2 separate regions of the Homo sapiens genome follow, and region 1 is linked to region 2. A link is a contact called in ENCODE Hi-C or POLR2A ChIA-PET data. All regions are on one chromosome and are shown on one strand. Each heading gives the region's core, a stretch centred on a gene start or an enhancer-like site at or near the end of the contact. The rest is flanking DNA. Distances are from core to core; before and after follow the strand shown. Region 1 overlaps NFIB-AS1 (NFIB antisense RNA 1). Region 2 overlaps NFIB (nuclear factor I B).

The links. Hi-C counts contacts between places; a loop is a spot of excess contacts on that map. ChIA-PET counts read pairs that join two places held with the same protein, here RNA polymerase II (POLR2A). Pooled maps may share reads with other maps.
Region 1: a map with no recorded cell type shows a loop between it and region 2 (2.1-fold over the local background). The contact joins two enhancer-like sites. A Hi-C loop is called at or near these places in 1 of 37 single-sample maps with no recorded cell type and 7 of 50 pooled maps. POLR2A ChIA-PET finds 5 or more read pairs at or near these places in 3 of 52 experiments (A549, BJ and HEK293).

Annotation. Positions count from the first base shown.
Region 1 is chr9:14,348,797-14,351,496 of GRCh38, reverse strand. All of the region lies in intron 1 of NFIB-AS1 (NFIB antisense RNA 1), which reads right to left. It also overlaps a transcript of NFIB not described here. Among named protein-coding and RNA genes, the nearest start is that of NFIB-AS1, 33 kb to the right of the region's middle. RefSeq lists an enhancer at 2,196-2,695. Within about 2 kb of position 1,291, at least 10 of the 41 ENCODE cell types and tissues checked have a DNase peak (open chromatin) inside an H3K27ac peak, as active enhancers do.
Region 2 is chr9:14,118,411-14,121,110 of GRCh38, reverse strand. It overlaps NFIB (nuclear factor I B), which reads left to right. Exons shown (of 11, transcript NM_001190737.2): 8 at 487-671. Among named protein-coding and RNA genes, the nearest start is that of LINC00583, 190 kb to the right of the region's middle. Within about 2 kb of position 1,275, at least 2 of the 41 ENCODE cell types and tissues checked have a DNase peak (open chromatin) inside an H3K27ac peak, as active enhancers do.

The sequences.
Region 1 (2,700 bases), core at 42-2,541, 230 kb before region 2:
ACCACGATCATTTCCTGACAGGGGAGATGCCCTTGGTAGGCAGAAGGGGTGTGATTCAAGGTCCAGGCATCCCTGGCCCGGACACAGCCAGCCCTAGCCCAGCTCCCTAGGATGAGAGTTCTGTATGGGGCACAGGGCTGGCGCTGTTGAGACCAGGCCTCCCTAGGCAGATCCAGGAGCAGAGCTGCCCTTTGGACAAATTACTTTCGGCAAAGTCAGAAGGAACCCACTGCCCAAGAGAATTGGGCTAAAGCACCTCTGAAGTTTCTTCCAGCATAAACTTTATCTTAACAACAACCAAAAAAAGTGGGGAGACTGGACCATAGGAGGTGCAGATGCCCAAACATGATCCTCTCCCTGCTTAGCAGCTAGTCTGGGGATACCTATTTTTTATGCACTCCAACTCCTGAAAACCAACTAAAGATTTGTTCCTGGAACACACAGCTGATTCATTTCCTACGCCACTCAGAACGGGAGATTTCCCTCCGAGTCTCCTTTGCCAAAGCTTGGCCTTTGGGGGATAGGAGGCAGGTAGTCTAGTGGGTAGAAAGGTCGCGACTTTCTTTTGCCCCGCGGTCTCCTTCCTATTTAAAGCAGCACCGCCTGTCGAAACAGCTTTGTGCCAATATTTGCAGGCAGGAAGATTTTCTGACATTGTAAGGGGGTTGTTGGAAGCAGATGGGAGGCCCTTTCCCAAGGCCATCGGCAGACCAGAAATTGGTTACACCCGCACCCAGGGAGGAATCCCTAGCCCCCACTCTCACGATCAGCGCCCATAAGGTATCTGCATTTACATTTTAAAAAGAAAGAGGAATTTTTTTTGTATCTCTGAATCATCTGGCAGCGCCTGATATTATACATCTCCCCCTAAAGCCCCTGTTGTCCCTCCCTAAAGAGGAGGTCGTGTTTTCAATTCTTGAGAGATCTGGAATAACGGTATCAGAGCATGCCAACAGCTAGAAGACCCCCAACTTCCCCCCCCACCCCACCCAGGTCTTTCGCCCTATAGGAATTGGGGGCAGCGGGGGTGGCGATTTGCAGCGAGGCAAGGGCAGGTAGCAACAACTCCGACTGATCTCCAGAGGCAAAACCAAACTAAACGTAGTTCCAACCATCATGTTTTAACAAAATCTGCATTCTGTGAAAGTCTGTTTTTTTCTTAGAGAAACGCCCTTCGTTTTTAATTTTGCGTCACTTTCGCAGGCTGCCCTGAATGCCTAACCACTTGTTAAAATGCCTCTGTGCTTTGCTTTTCCGTGTGGTTCTTTTCTGTGCCCGTTTGTATCTCTAATAAGCGGCATTGTTTATTATCCTTGGGTCGGGGCCCCTGGGACTGAACCGAAATAATACAGAGGCACCGAGGCTGAGCGCTGGAAAATACTCCGGGTTTCCCAGGCCCAGGAGGGTCCCCGGGGCCGCCAAACGACCCTCCTGGGGAAAGCCCACCCGTGCGTGCGTGCCTGGTGAAGGGCAAGTTTGCACGAGTTTTTCCAGGCAGGGAGAGATCATGGGCAATCCAAAGCCCAGATGAGTGGGTATAGAAAGGGGCACACGGGGAAGGGAAATGCCACTGTGGACCGGTAATGGGGGTGTGACTTAAGAGCCAATATTGACAGGATGACTTTTTTTAAGGGAGGCGGGGGACTGCCGCGCGGGAAGCGTTCTGAGCCGTCTTTTAGCTCGAAGTCTCAACTCTCATCCCTATGCAAGAAATTGTCACTAATAAATTCTTTTTTCCGCATAGCCCATCAGTCCTCGCTGTTAAAGCGAGTATCCTAAACAAGATGAGGCTAACTTCCCTCCTTCTCCGTAGTTACCTAATATTTGCCCACATTTCGTTTTCAGCTGGGTGCTTTGTGGCCGTAGGGAATGTAAGTGCATGCCCCAGGAAATAAAGTGCCGCTGTTCCCCAGCCACAGATCAAGTCTTTTCTTCCCTTTGGACCCCAAACGAGCCCTGCTTTGGGGCTCTCCAAAATTTCGCTGCTCCCAAAACGGAGTGGGGTTCGCTATCAAAAAGCAGAAACCCGCATGGGAAACATAACGCGGAATGCCTTTGGCGTCTCGGGGAAAATTTCCCGGTTGAACCCAGTCTACGCTTCCACACCCCCTAAATTTAATGTCGGGCGGGCTCCGTTGCAGAGTTTGCCCTAAAGAAGGTTGTTAAATACGTGCCATTCTCGGGACCGTGTGCTCCTCAAATGAGACTTCCAGCCCCAGGGCCCAGCCTGAACTGTCCTTCCCACAGGTTCGCATGCGAGACCAAACCCCCACCCCGCTAGCTTCCAAAAATTCTCCCAACAGGCTACAAAGACTGCTCAAATTGTCCTCGCTAGCTTCGCTCCCCCATTCAGTTAGATTGTTTAAAAATACAGAGATCTGTTTGCTCGCAAGAGCAGAGAGTGATTTCCCTCAAGCAACTCGTGCGAGAGCTTTAGGCAGCCCCTGGGTTGCAGCGAGTCCAAGCGTCGGTGGAGTTTTCCGAATTTCAAGAAGTAGTAAAGTGAATTTCGGTACAGGGAAAAGTGCCGGGTGTTGGAGCGCAAGGTGGGGGCGGGAGCCCAGGAAGCCGCCAGGAGGTTTTTTTGTTTTTAATGTTAGACACGCATGAAGGCGCAAGCTTCGTGGTTTCCGAACTTAGAGAATCGTGCCGAGTTTGGGCCCATCTCCGCAGCCAGGGGCCCAGCACAGAGCACAGGGG
Region 2 (2,700 bases), core at 26-2,525:
TTGTATTTTCAGTAGCGATGGGGTTTCACCATGTTAGCCAGGCTGGTCTCGAACTCCTGACCTCAGGTGATCCACCTGCCCCAGCCGCCCAAAGTGCTGGGATTACAGGTGTGAGCTACTGCACCCGGCCTAAAGATTTTATAATCAAAGAATATGTTTTCAACGGGATATATCTTTGCTCAAAGAAGTGTTTTATCAAGTATTGACATAACCTATAAAAGAGAAACTGATTTTGTAACCACTCACAGAGCCAGGAAGCAAGATTGTTAATTTTCTAGAGTGATGTTTTATCTCTGTGTAGTTAGCCGTACTGGTGTTGAGAATAAAAATGAAAAAGTAACTGTTGATTTAGGAGAGCTTGGTTAAATCATGGGGACAAAAATGAATGGTTACCAGTTTTGTAGTTTCACAGCATTCTTCAGGATCAGAATGGAGCAATAAGGTAACCAGCTGATGAGTCAATCTTTCCTTTTCTGTCTTCTGCAGTCATCTCAACTCGAACTCCACCTCCACCTTCACCGTTGCCATTTCCAACACAAGCTATCCTTCCTCCAGCCCCATCGAGCTACTTTTCTCATCCAACAATCAGATATCCTCCCCACCTGAATCCTCAGGATACTCTGAAGAACTATGTACCTTCTTATGACCCATCCAGTCCACAAACCAGCCAGGTAAAAATAAGAGAGAAAATAAGATTAGCACCTAAGGGAGATGGGACAGATCTAATTCTGAGACACAAAGGTTAGTCAGACAGTGTGTCTGGCAGAACGTCAAGCCTTGAAATCCATCTTCAGGAAGTTGCTTGGTGACTCAATAAGTTTTTATTTAAAGGTGGCTGAATGACAGGTAGGAAGTGTGTTGCCCCAAAGGGTACATTTGTGAAGATGGTTTAATGTTTTTGGATTTTCACTGACTGAAGGGAAAGTTTATGCAGAAAGTACATTGACAGGAAAGCTCTGGGCTGGAGTTCACACCTCTTAAATACCTGGTTTGACACAGAGACAATGTGCTTATTTCAGGCAGGAGTAAGGTATGTGCTAAAATAAACACACACAAAAGAACTTACAGTTGTATTTATAGACCAACTATTAGGTATTAAAATAAGCTTTGGTAATGTAAACATTCTCAGTGTTTGATGACTACTTGAATATTCTTTGCAGAGACATGACTTACATTTAATAATGAGTGACATTACTAGAAGCGTCTTTCTTTTTTTTGGAAACATTGTGCAGTGGTTTTGGGGATTCATTTTGTAAGTGTAGTGACTCATGAGCATTTCTCACTCCCCTAGACATATGGTTTCTTCTACCAAGAGGTTACTTCATAGGAATTTGGTATATGAGCATTTTCCACAATCAAGTAGACAGTCTTTGTGCCAGACCTGGGGCTATCAATAATTGTAATATCTAAAACATGTAATGTAATTTTGATATTAGGATCTGATATTTAGCTTTGCTGCTTTACCTCTAAGACTCCTGTCCACTTATTATACCTTTTAATATTTTGGAGAATTTTCACAAACATTCCGTCATTACTACGGTGGAACATTCCTGAAATGCTAGTAAATAGTGTGTGTCTATCAATTTAAATTAGCAAAGAAAGGTGAGAAAAAAATCCCTTTGGTCTTAATTTGTTAAAATGAAACAAAATGGTCCTTTCTGAACTTTTAATTTAGAATAACAACGCATCCAGGACCCTTTGGGTTACTTAAAAAGTTATCATTACTTTTAGTTTGACTGACTGAGATATTAAACTCAATATTGAATTTTGAATTTGAAGTTAAAATTATTATTTGTATTTTAGAAGAAAATGTTAAAATGTTGTAGCACTTTTCATGACTGAAGTACTAAAGACAGCTAAGTGAGAGTGGGATCTTAGTATATCGTTTAGAAATAAAATTTGTTGTCAGCTCATGGATTCAGAAGTCTCAGTTCCATAGAGCATTTTGCTAGACTCAGCTGGGAACAGTGCACACAAGGTCTGATTTTAATTTGTGTAGAATTTCCATGAATAACAAAGTCTAATTAAGACATCCATTAAAAGTCCTTAACGTTAATTCAGTGTGGAAAATCTTAGAGTTCCATTGGATTTTTTTTTTAACTGATGTCTTAATTAGGCACTGTTAGGGGAAAAATTATGCAAATTAAAATCAGGCCCTTAGTGTTACACATTTCTTTAATTATTCAGTGCTTGTTTTACGTATATTTCAATTTCTTTATAAGTTAAGAGGGCATATTAGGTGATAATCTGCCTATATTGTTCTCAGTTTTTCTTCACTTTTTCAAGATACATATCACCTTCTAAGGAAGCATATTACTCTCATCTCAAAAAAAAAAAAAAAAGAAAAAGAAAAACTAGCAACAAAAAAACTCTCAGGATTTTGTATAATAGGAACCGTGTATAAAGTAGAATAATCCTTTCCTAATGCTGTTAGCTTCACCTTCAGACAAGACATCTCTCTTTTCTATCTACAGTATGAAAGTTCATCTATTAACAGCCTTAAAAGATAGAAATTTTTAGTGTAGCTTCATCTGTTTGAACCAGTAGAAAACTGAGGAGAAAATAGCCCTCAATTCTTCTCACCCTGAGTTTTAGGAAAGTTGTCTGCATTGACTTGGGAATTCTTTCTTTGTCACCTTTATTCTTTTCAAATGAGAGAAGTGTCTACTAGTTCATGTTGTTCAATTCCAGTAGGTGAAG